3 separate regions of the Homo sapiens genome follow, and regions 1 and 3 are each linked to region 2. The links are chromatin contacts, found by Hi-C or POLR2A ChIA-PET in ENCODE. All regions are on one chromosome and are shown on one strand. Each heading gives the region's core, a stretch centred on a gene start or an enhancer-like site at or near the end of the contact. The rest is flanking DNA. Distances are from core to core; before and after follow the strand shown. Region 1 overlaps PACSIN2 (protein kinase C and casein kinase substrate in neurons 2). Region 2 holds the start of CYB5R3 (cytochrome b5 reductase 3). Region 3 holds the start of MCAT (malonyl-CoA-acyl carrier protein transacylase).

Evidence for each region. A loop is a pair of places that touch in the nucleus more often than their neighbours do. ChIA-PET counts read pairs that join two places held with the same protein, here RNA polymerase II (POLR2A). Pooled maps may share reads with other maps.
Region 1: a pooled map shows a loop between it and region 2 (3-fold over the local background). The contact joins the enhancer-like site here to the promoter of CYB5R3 in region 2. A Hi-C loop is called at or near these places in 1 of 168 maps with a recorded cell type or tissue (MCF 10A), 2 of 37 single-sample maps with no recorded cell type and 2 of 50 pooled maps. POLR2A ChIA-PET finds 5 or more read pairs at or near these places in 2 of 52 experiments (AG04450 and BJ).
Region 3: a pooled map shows a loop between it and region 2 (9-fold over the local background). The contact joins the promoter of MCAT here to the promoter of CYB5R3 in region 2. A Hi-C loop is called at or near these places in 6 of 50 pooled maps. POLR2A ChIA-PET finds 5 or more read pairs at or near these places in 8 of 52 experiments (AG04450, B cell, IMR-90 and 4 more).

Annotation. Positions count from the first base shown.
Region 1 is chr22:42,928,038-42,932,179 of GRCh38, reverse strand. All of the region lies in intron 1 of PACSIN2 (protein kinase C and casein kinase substrate in neurons 2), which reads left to right. Among named protein-coding and RNA genes, the nearest start is that of ARFGAP3, 73 kb to the right of the region's middle. RefSeq lists a silencer at 1,294-1,373. Within about 2 kb of position 1,984, at least 23 of the 41 ENCODE cell types and tissues checked have a DNase peak (open chromatin) inside an H3K27ac peak, as active enhancers do.
Region 2 is chr22:42,647,301-42,651,183 of GRCh38, reverse strand. It overlaps CYB5R3 (cytochrome b5 reductase 3), which reads left to right and starts at 1,792. Exons shown (of 9, transcript NM_000398.7): 1 at 1,792-1,889. The coding sequence starts at 1,869. RefSeq lists silencers at 1,312-1,411, 1,722-1,911, 1,932-2,281 and an enhancer at 804-1,617.
Region 3 is chr22:43,140,928-43,144,647 of GRCh38, reverse strand. It overlaps MCAT (malonyl-CoA-acyl carrier protein transacylase), which reads left to right and starts at 1,250. Exons shown (of 4, transcript NM_173467.5): 1 at 1,250-1,722; 2 at 3,399-3,486. The coding sequence starts at 1,300. RefSeq lists a silencer at 1,226-1,495.

The sequences.
Region 1 (4,142 bases), core at 735-3,234, 280 kb before region 2:
AGAGAGAAGATCCTGTGCTGGGACAGAGAAGGGCCAGCAGGTAAGGGAGAGTAGTTGGGGAATGGGTGGAAGGGCAGGCAGGGGCCGGGTCATGACGGGATTTGCAGTACAGCGGAGGAGTTAGGGTTGAAGTGATGTGATGGTTTAGAGAAGGGAAGTGACATGATTTGAGTATTTACAAATATTGCCCTGAAGAGGCTAGAAACTGGAAGTGAGGATAGGTTTTCTGTTCTCTTTAACGTTGAGTTTCCATGGGAAAACATTAAACGTTTTCATTTTAGCTTTGAAAATTTAGGGTTATTAATACCACCTGTGTTCCTTACAATTGGGGGTTTTGTGACATTTTCTGGGCTGTTTTGGAAGAGAGGGATTGTGTAAGTGAATATACCCTGGTTGTTAACCATAATAATAACAACGTGATCTCTGCATGGCTCTGTTAAATTAAAAAATGTAACTATTAATAGTGTGTGAAATAGTTCTCAGCCTAGCCAGCAGCTGGAAGATTACACATTATGAGAAACTCATCAAGTTTAAACCACATGGGGATTTCTGTGTAGAAATATACCAGTTCCTCCTTCCTTCCTCGCTGTTCCTGTTTCAGGGCAGCCATCGGCTTTGTGGAGCCCTCTGAACCCTGGCTGGTTCCATTGACGCTGACTGTGTTCCTCCACTACCTTCCCATCACCTAAGGTCTCTTCTGTCTCGGACACCTCCTGCCTCTCCCACTCTGCACCTGCCCCATTCCCATCCAAGGTTCACCTTGGTGTCGCTGGCTTGGAAGCCATTTCCTCACTTCCCTGGGTGGAAAGCAGCTACTTCAGTCCTCCAACAATCCCAAGGAGTGGTAGGCAGTGTTAGTTTTGTTTTCTGGATGAGGAAACTAAGGTTCAGGAAGGTTAAGTAACGTGCCCCTGGTTACCCAGCTGGTTTGCAGCAAGGCTGGGATTCATTCATTGCTGCTTCTCACATATCATTGCCTCGTGTAAGCCAGGTGCTGTGCCCAGCCGTGGGATACAACTGTGAACAAGGCAGGTGTGAGTTAGGTGTCTGCCTCCCTCAACACCTTGAGCTGTTTGAGCAGGCAGGCGTCTGGAATAGGCATGCAGTGAACACTGAGCGAATGAATGAGTGAATGAAAGAATTCCTGTCAACATTCTACTCTTGTTGGACTCGGGTTGGCATGCTGCCTCCCTTAGCATCCAGCCTGTCACTCTTCAGAGTCACGCACACGTGACTCACCTCTGCCTTTCCTTGGTGTCTTTTGTTGCCTGTGTCTCATGCAGGAGGCAGCACAGCCTGGTGGCTCAGGGAGGCTCTGGAGCACCTGGTCTGGGTTTGAATCCAAGCTCTGCCCCTTACTAGTTGTGTGACTTGGGCACGTTATTTAAACACTCTTATGCCTCTGTTTCTTCATCTATAAATTTACTTTTGAACTTGAACTGTCAAAAACTTTCATTTTTTAATTCTTAAACTTTCCCACTGACCCAAACCAGATTGAGAAATTGGATAACCAAAACCATGGAGGTATTTTTGCTTTTTATGAGCGTGCCTTTTGTTATTTCAAAATGACCTACTTTCATACTTCCAAATGCATTTTAGAAACATTTTGATTAATTTAAAAGACAATCATTTTCAAAATTAGTTTATTGAATAACTTTTTCCCTTGTTTATGTGGTGTGAACGTGGGTATCCATGTACTTCTTGGGTCAGGATTGAGTGGGTGCCTCATCTGTGCTAGGCTCTGCGTGAGACACGAGGACAGGAGGGTCCAGAGAAGGTCTGAGAGCTGAGACAAAGGTGCTGAGTGTGTCCAGGGCCCAAACCCAGAGGTCCTGGTGCTGCTGCATGTTGTGGCTGTGGAATTGGGGCAGAGAGCACAGGTAGCAGGAAAGTGTGTGAGTTAGGCTGCATGTCACAGAGACCCTCAAAATAATAGTGGCTTAAAGAGAAGTTTATTCCTCTCATCTGCAGAGTCCAGAGGTGGCATGGCTGGTGGGCACACCACACTGTCAGAGACCTAGACTTCCTCTGTCTCGTTTTGTGCATGGCTCTGTTCCCAAGTCACCTCATGGTTCGCGATGAGAAAAGCATGGCATTCATATTTAACACGGCGAACTTTGTGCTAGGATTGGGACACAAAAATAAACTCCATGTGGTTCCTGCCCTCAAGGATCTTAGGTCTCTTGGGAGAGACAGATGCCTGGATGACCGCCCTCCATCTGAGGTTGATTGGAAGGAGCCCTGTGTGAGAGGAACACAGGCAGGCAGGCCAGGCAGCAGAGCTGACATTTGGGAATAAAGGAAGTCTTTATGAAAGAGGTGGCATCTGATCTTGATCTTAAAGAATAATTAGTATCTTGACACTCATCTGGGAGGCTGTTTGAGGGAGAAGGATACTGTGAAGGGAGGTACGAAGACCTGAAAGGGCAGGGCTCTGTTTGGAGCCCCGGGTGGCGGGTCACTCTCCTGCCTTGTCCGAGTTGAAGTAGACCATCATTCTGGAGCAGACGTCACACAATTGGAAAGATGTCCCCAGCTGTGTGATTAGTATGACATCCATTCTAAAAGGTGAACAAAAGAACCTGGAAAGAAACCAGACAGGATCGTTTTGGAGTTCTGAGATACTCATTCTTTTGCCTGTACTTTGGAAGCAGGATCAAGCCATTCGTAGGCACGCCACTCCCACTGAACATTTCACAATCCACTGAGCCCAGTGCTGTCACTGTGTTTCAGTTCTCAGAAGCTATTGACAGCATCTTCAATGAGAAGTCCTGGGACCCAGAGTCAGAGCACTTTTTACTGGTTTTGCAAGATACAAATATTAATTGCTGTTGACTTTCCCTTTAAATTTTAGCCTCTGTATGTGGGCAGGACTTGTAGCATAGATGAGACCTTGTGTTACCAACATTGTAAGTAATTTATGTGATGTGGACGTGCTTGGGAAGCATGGACTTTCTTTATGCTGACTGTGGCTTGTTTCACAGTGAGACCCTGATAATGAGCTCAAGCCCGGACATTGGGGTCCTGGTGAGTATAGTTGCACAGGGCGGCCGTCAGGCCTGGATCTGATGAAGTAGGGAGGATCTTTGCAGCCATGCTCACTGCACATACACACTCTTATAATTACTCGGCTTTAATTCACGTTTATTCTTCCATAATCTCCTGCTTATAGGAGGCTGTCTTAAAACATTTTAAACTCAGAGAACTCTAAGAGCTTGTTGAATCCCACTCTCTTCTTTTCATGTGAAAGTAGTTGGATGCTGAGAAGATAAGGGACTTGCCCAATGTCCCATTGCTGTTTAATGGCAAATTTGGGATGAGGCTTCTAAATTTTGGCACTGAGAGCTCTTTGTAAGTGTAAAAAATGACTTCAGAATTATCAAAAATGAAATTATGTTCAGTGTAGCTTTATTGATTTTGTTTGTTTAGAGGTATATGTATTTGTGTGTATTTTTCCTTAAATTTGGTGTTCCAGGTAGGGTATACCCAGTGATTCCCTTCACCAGCCTGATTACCTACAAGTGCCTCCACCACTATTTTGGGGTGTACTTCATTGTCTTCAGACATTAACACCATCTACTGAGTTTAATGAGCATCAGTCCATCAGGCCCAGTGAAACACTCTGACAACTTACATATTAAAGGAGTTTCACATCTAAAATTTCACAAATGAGGCTTATGTATTTGAAGTTTCTTAAAAATAAAAACAAAACCAACCTGATTTCTGTACTCTGATGCATGAAATTAGAAGCTATGTGAGGCTCACCTGCCTCCACAGCAACTGAAGTCTTGTTTTATGTGAACACCTTCTTTTCTTTCCTCCTTCTGTCCATTTCTGATGCATGTGTAAGATGGCAGGTGATATTTCATCGCCTACAGCACTCTCAGATTCAGCACGTGAAGAGACAGTGAATCACTTTAAGGACTTCAGAGGCAGCGACATTTTTTAGCCAAGGTGTTTCTTTGGGCCATTTTCCTCCTATGCCTCTCCGGGTGTGTTCCCGTCCTTTCTCAAGGGTTTATGGTTTGCCCCTTAAGTGTAGATTGAGGATGTCAGATTGAAATCTTGCTCTTTAAACTGTATCCAGAGGTTCTTCAACTCTCTTTGGAATGTGTGAGCCAGAGAGCCTCAGGGAAACAGTG
Region 2 (3,883 bases), core at 543-3,042:
GTTCACCTGTCTCCACCTCCAGGCCCTGCCAGCAAGGCGCTTCTCCCTTTCTCTGCCTGGTCTGTGCCACGTTGCCTGAACACACAGCCCACCCCATCCCCTCAGAGCACCAGGAGCTCACATCTGGGTCCAAGACCCTACCAGGAGAGCAAGGCAAGAGAATGACGCTAAGGCCCAGCATGAGCCTACACAGAGAAGGTGCCCACTGTCTGTCAAATTCATCCATTCAACAAGTATTTAGGCTGCTCATCGTGGCTCACGCTTATAATCCCAGCACTTTGGGAGGCCAAGGTGGGAGGATGGCTTGAACCCAGGAGTTCCGGACCAGCCTGGGCAACATAGTGAAACCCGTCTCTACAAAAAAATGCAAAAATGGCCGGGCGCGGTAGTTCCCACCTGTAATCCCGGCACTTTGGGAAGCCGAGGCAGGTGGATCACCTGAGGTCGGAAGTTCGAGACCAGCCTCACCAACATGTTGAAACACCGTCTCTACTAAAAATACAAAATTAGGCCGGGCGCGGTGGCTCACGCCTGTAATCCCAGCACTTTGGGAGGCCGAGGCGGGCGGATCACGAGGTCAGGAGATCGAGACCATCCTCGCTAACACGGTGAAACCCCGTCCCTACTGAAAATACAAAAAATTAGCCGGGCGCGGTGGGGTGCCTGTAGTGCCAGCTACTCGGGAGGCTGAGAATGGCGTGAACCCTGGAGGCGGAGCTTGCATTGAGCCGAAATGGCGCCACTGCATTCCAGCCTGGGGGACAGGGCGAGACTCTGTCTCAAAAAAAAAAAAAAAAAAAAAAAAAAAAAGATTAGCTGGTTAGCCAGATGTGGTGGCACATGCCTGTAATTTCGGGAGGCTGAGGCAGGAGGATCTGTTGAACCCTGGAGGCGGAGTTTGCGGTGAGCCGAGATCGCGTCAATGCATACCAGCCTGGGCAACAAGAGCGAAACTGCGTCTCAAAAAAAAAAACAATTAGCCGGACGTGGTGGCATGTGCCCAGCTACTCAGGAGGTTGAGGCAGGAGGAACACTTGAGCCTGGGAGGTTGAGGCTAAAGTGAGCTGTGATCAGGCTCCTGCATTCCAGTCTGGGCAAGAGTGAGACCCTGCTTTACCAAAAAAAAAAAAAAAAAAAAAGGTATTTATTGAGCACCTACTATATGCTAGGCTCTGTGTGGCTAGGCTCTGGGGATGTACGGGACTTCAAACCAGATAGGGCCTTGCCCTCCGGGAGCGCACAGTCCACTGGGATGGGGTGGGAGTGGGGGAAACACGCAGGAGGCCTTCAGCTAAGTGGGACAAAGATCACTCCACAGTGGGACAATGGCGTGGGGAGCGGAGGCGCCGCCGGCGAGGAGGCTCCGGGCGGGCCGTGCTGAGACCGCAGCATTTAACCCGGCCCGAGGCAGCTGGGAACAGTGCTGCCCAGGGAACTACAAATTCAAAGGCCCGGGGAAGGGCCGCGCTGAGCAGCTGCAGGCACAGGCCCAGGCCAGGCCAGGCAGGACCGGCCCCTGCAGTCTCGGAGGCCGGGGGAAGATTCCGCCTCTTATTCTCGCTCCCATCCGGGGGGCGCCATCTTGCTTCCTTTATGGCGGCGAACGAGGCCCAGAGAGGCCACCGTCCCGCGCGGGGCAGCACAGCGGCGGGAGAGCTCGGAGCGCAGAGGGCCGCATCCCCAGTTCCCAGTCTCCATCCCCGGCAGAAGCAGGCGGAGCGACCCGGTCCCCGCCCCCGCGCCCGCCCCGCCCCGCGCGCCCGCCTGGCCCCTCGGCCCCGCCCCTGCTCCGGAGTGACGCGGGCCCGGGCGCGACGGTCTCGGCGGCGGCGGCGGCGGCGACAGAGCGAGCGCGGCGCGGGGCCACCATGGGGGCCCAGCTCAGCACGGTAGGCGGGGAGGGGGCGCCGGGGCCGCGGGGCGTCGCGAGGGACTGGGACCCGGCGGCGAGGGGGCGGGCTGGCCTGCGGGAGGTGACGCGGGACCCGGGCCGCACCCGGCCGCACCCACTTCGCCCGCCCAGCCCGCCGCGCCCCACCCCACCCCACAAGGGCCTGGGCGAGCTACGTGGTGACCGCTACTTACGCCCTGGCAGTCTGCAGCGGGGACCCAGCCCTCCTGCCCGGGGGGCGCGCCAGAGCCCAGCACCCGGGGGCACCTGGGCCCTGCCCTGGCCGCCGTGGGGCCTTGGCTGCTGGAGGGACCCGTGGTTGTGAGCGTGTGTGCCGCTGAGTGTGAGTGTGTGAGCGAGCGTGTGAATGGCTTGAGAGTGAATGTGTGTGTGAGTGTGACCGTGGGTGTGAAGGGCGGGCATGGAAACGTGTGATGGGGTGTGTGTGTGTGTACGGGAGTATGTGAATGGGCGATGTCACTGACTGCGACTGAACGTGTGTGTGTGTGCGATGTCACTATGTCAGAGGGTTTTGCACGTTTAGCAACAAGGAACAGAACCCGGATGACACGGGGGCATCCTCCCAATGCTCAGTGGGCCAGGCTCCCATCAAGGCCAGGCTCCCACTGACCCTGCAAGCTGTGCTGGGGACCTCACACTTTGCGGTGTCAGTGCTGTTTGCCCCATTTCACAGATGGGGAAATGCAAACTAGTCTTGGCCACCGTCCCACAACGCTGCCGCCGGAAGGAGCCTGCTCCATGGGGTTTCAAAGTCCACTCTGCTGCTGTCACTCCTGGGCTGGCCTAGAGCCACCTTCCCTTCCCCCCAGGCCACCTCCTCTCCCCAGTTTCTCAAAAGTTGACCATGGTGAGGCTGGAGGCTTGAGTCTGTGTGGACATGTGGAGGCTGCGGCTGCAGAGGGCAGCTCTCCTGTCAACTGTGACCCGCTAGGCGTGGGGAGGCTGGCACAGGAGGAATCAGCCCAGTGCTCCTCCACCTCCACCTCTACCTCTATGCCTGGCATCTGCCACTTGGAGGGCACCTGGGTCCTCCCTCCTTGGGGAGGACCTGGAGTCTCCTCCTTGGGGATCCAGGCAAAAGGCCTCTTGGCTTGGGTGGTTGCTAAGGAAAGTGTGGCCCAACCCAGAACTTCGGGATGTTCAGACCCCAGGCAACCTTGGCCAGGGTGAACCTGTGGGCATCACCCCAACCTCCATGCAACACCCGGCCCATTTTTCCCCAGAAAGCATCTGCCTCCTTTATTGTTGAAATGTCCTGCCTGTGTCTCTAAAGCTTCCCCTGGTCTCCACCCAACCCTTCCCTGCTGTTTTTGGTGGTGTTCCATACCTTCCAGCTGGTGGTTGGATTTATGGCCACGTCCCCTGCACCTGGCTGCTCCATACATTTCTTTTTTCTTTTTTCTTTTTTGAGAAGAGTCTCTCACCCAGACAGTAGTGCAGTGGCGCGATCATAGCTCACTGCAGCCTCAACCTCTTGGGCACAAGTGATCCTTCTACCTCAGTGTCCTGAGTACAGGCACGTGCCAATATGCCTGGCTAAGTTTTTTTTTTTTGAGATGGAGTCTCTCTCTGTCACCCAGGTTGGAGTGCAGTGGCATGATCTCAGCTCACTGCAACCTCCACTTCCTGGGCTCCAGCAATTCTCCTGCCTCAGCCTCCCAAGTAGCTGGGATTACAGGCACTCGCCATCACACCTGGGCTTCGCCATCTTGGCCAAGCTGGTCCCGAACTCCTGACCTCAGATGATCCACCTGCCTCAGCCTCCCAAAGTGCTGGGATTACAGGAGTGAGCCACTGTGCCTGGCCTAATTTTTTGTATTTTTAATGGAGACAATGTCTTGCTATGTTGCCCAGGCTGGCCACAAACTGAGCTCAAGTGATCCTCCCATCCCAGCTCCTCAAAGTGCTGGGATTACAGGTGTGAACGCCGTTCTTGGCCTCATTCCATATATTTCTGTTGAATGGCTGAGC
Region 3 (3,720 bases), core at 1-2,500, 490 kb before region 2:
TTTTTTTTTGAAACGGAGTCTTGCTCTGTCACCCAGGCTGGAGTGCAGTGGTGGGATCTCGGCTCACTGCAACCTCTGCTGCCCGGGCTTAGGGGATTCTCCTGCCTCAGCCTCCCGAGTAGCTGGAACTATAAGCGCCCACCACCACGCCCAGCTAATTTTTGTATTTTTAGTAGAGACGGGGTTTCTCCATGTTGGCCAGGCTGGTCTTGAACTCCTGACCTCAAGTGATCCATCTGCCTCAGCCTCCCAAAGTACTGGGATTACAGGCATGAGCCACTGCGCCTGGCCGAGCCTGTGTCTCTTGAGTTGCTTTTAGGTTAACATTAGATAACCCCAATTTCCAACCTCCATTCTGTCACTAACCACCTGTCACTCAATCTCTGAGCAGCTATCCATCACAGCGTTGCTGTGAGGAATTAAATAAGCTAATATCTGAAACACATTCAAGGCTTTGTTCAATAGCATAAAGATCTATTGGATGCTTATTATGTGCCAAGCACTGTGTGGTTTGTAAGAAAACATTATAAAAGAGAGCTGTTGTATAGTTGGGAACTGGCAACGGATGGTCGGCCATGCCAACTCCTGTGGTTGGGAGGATCATATGCAAGAAATGTGGTTGCTGGCCGGGCGCGGTGGCTCACGCCTGTAATCCCAGCACTTTGGGAGGCCGAGGCGGGTGGATCACCTGAGGTCAGGAGTTCGACACCAGCGTGGCCAACATGGTGAACCCGTCCCTACTAAAAATACAAAAATTAGTCAGGCATGGTGGCGGGCGCCTGTTAATCCCAGCTACTCGGGAAGCTGAAGCAGGAGAATCGCTTGAACCTGGGAGGCGGCGGTTGCAGTGAGCAAAGAACACGCCACTGCACTCCAGCCTGGGCGACAGAGCAAGACTCCGTCTCAAAAAACAACAACAAACAACAACAACGACAACAACAAAAACCATCAATGTGGAAGAGTTTCAAGTGCTCTTCATGTGCCAGGTAGAAAGCGTAAATACTACATTGCGTTGCGTTATTTATTCCATAAATATCTGTTGAGGACCCACTGTGGTGTGGCATCGTGTTCCGTTCAACGGCTATGGCTGTTTAAGTAAACGCATGAGTCCCTCCAGGACCCCAGAACGCAGCCCGAAGGGCCTCAGAGCCGGGGCGGAACCAGCGTCTGCGGAACCTTTCTTCCCGCTCCCGGTGCCCCGGAAGCCCCGGCAGGAAATGCGTCAGGGACCACGCTGCGCCGCGCCGCCGCAGTCGGGCCTCGGTCGCCACGGTAACGCGCGCGGGCAGGTGTCCGACCATGAGCGTCCGGGTCGCACGGGTAGCGTGGGTCAGGGGCTTGGGCGCCAGCTACCGCCGCGGCGCCTCGAGCTTCCCGGTGCCTCCGCCGGGCGCCCAGGGTGTAGCGGAGCTGCTGCGAGATGCGACCGGGGCGGAGGAGGAGGCGCCCTGGGCGGCGACGGAGCGGCGAATGCCGGGCCAGTGCTCCGTGCTGCTCTTCCCGGGCCAGGGCAGCCAGGTGGTGGGCATGGGCCGCGGTCTGCTCAACTACCCGCGCGTCCGCGAACTCTACGCCGCCGCCCGCCGCGTGCTGGGCTACGACCTGCTGGAACTGAGCCTGCACGGGCCGCAGGAGACCCTGGACCGCACCGTGCACTGTCAGCCCGCGATCTTCGTGGCATCGCTGGCCGCTGTCGAGAAACTACATCACCTGCAGCCCTCGGTGAGGCCCGAGGCCCCGTGACAGGAGGGGGAAGGTGAGCTCTGCCTGAGCTCTTGGCCCTGCCAGAGGCTTCCGCCTGCCATTCCGGGGGCTCCCACGTCTTACTCATTCGATCGAGTTTTTTTTTTTGTTTGTTTTTGTTTTTTTTTTTGAGACGGAGTCTCGCTCTGTCGCCCAGGCTAGAGTGCAGTGGCGCGATCTCGGCTCCGCCTCCCGAGTTCACGCCATTCTCCTGCCTCAGCCTCCCAAGTAGCTGGGACTACAGGCGCCCGCCACCATGCCCGGCTAATTTTTTGTATTTTTAGTAGAGACGGGGTTTCATCGTGTTAGTCAGGATGGTCTTGATCTCCTGACCTCGTGATCTGCCCGCCTCGGCCTCCCAAAGTGCTGGGATTACAGGCATGAGCCACCGTGCCCGGCCCGTTTTGTTTTGTTTTTTGAGACAGAGTCTTGCTCTGTCACCCAGGCTGGAGTGCAATGGCGCAGTCTTGGCTCACTGCAACCTCTGCCTCCCAGGTTCAAGCAGTTCTCCTGCCTCAGCCTCCGCAGTAGCTGGGATCACAGGTGCACACCACCACGCCCGGCTAATTTTTTTATTCTTTACTTAAATCCTCCCAGGTTCACCCACCTCGGCCTCCCAAAGTGCTAGGATTACAGGTATGAGCCACTGCACTGGCCTAAATGAAGGAACATTGAGATGAGTTGAGAATGTCACTTCACTTGAAGGTGGTGGATTGATTGCTATTAATATTTAATAAGACGGTAAATGTTAAGCTAGCACTTGAGATCCTTTACCCTATTTCACCTTCACACCACCTTGTGAGGTTAATACTGTTATTTGATGGTTGAGGAATGCAGACTCAGGGATATTAAAAGAATTAGTTAAGTGGTCCTGTTGAATCGTCATCATAATATTCATTCACTGCTTACCCTAGTCTGGGTCTGTGCTAAGCACTGTATAGACATTATATTCACATAATTCTCTCATCCGCCCTTTGGGGTAGGCCCTGTTCTTCCCTCATTTCACAGATGAGATAAAAATGCTCTTGGCCGGGCGAGGTGGCTCACGCCTATAATGCCTATAATCCAGCACTTCAGGAGGCTGAGGTGGGTGCATCACGAGGTCAGGAGTTCAAAACCAGCCTGGCCAACATGGTGAAACCCCGTCTCTACTAAAAATACAAAAATTAGCCAAGTGTGGTGGTGGACACCTGTAATCCCAGCAACTCGGGAGGCTGAGGCAGGAGAATTGCTTGAACCCGGGAGGCGGACGTTGCAGTGAGCCGAGATCACGCCATTGCACTCCAGCCTGGGCAACAAGAGCAAAACTCCGCCTCAAAAAAAAAAAAGTCATGCTCTTAACTTGTGCACAACGATATGGCCTGAGAGCCTGCTGCAGGGCCATGGCAAGGGAATCCAGAGCCCTGGGTTGGCGTCAGTGTGACCATGGACGGAGTTGATGGACTGTAACTAACCAGGAAAGCTCCTCCTAAATAAAGGGGCAGGACTCAATGATTGTCAAGGTCACTTTTGTGTGTCCTCTTCCAGCTGGTGCACCAAGTTCGTAGAACCTGGCTCACTGAGATGCTGAACACCCCGCCAGCTCTCAGGTACAGAGCCCTGGAACTGGGATCCCCAGGAGAGTGAGGGCTCACGTTCTGCATCTGTCCCCACAGGTGATTGAGAACTGTGTTGCTGCTGCTGGATTCAGTGTGGGAGAGTTTGCAGCCCTAGTGTTTGCCGGAGCCATGGAATTTGCTGAAGGTACAGGAAGGAGTTTGGTTTTATGCAAGGCTGTGGTCTTGGGCTCATTAGGGGTAAGGGACACTGCCAAAAATGATACTGGACCCACTCAGGTGATGGGAAGGGAGCACATGGACAGGGGTGACATTGGCACATGAGGACAGGGCTTTGCTGTGATTCCTTTTCAAGACTGAAGGATTCATTAGGGATTTCCCTTATTTTTGTAATCTCATGAAATCTGCTTGCTGAACTGTC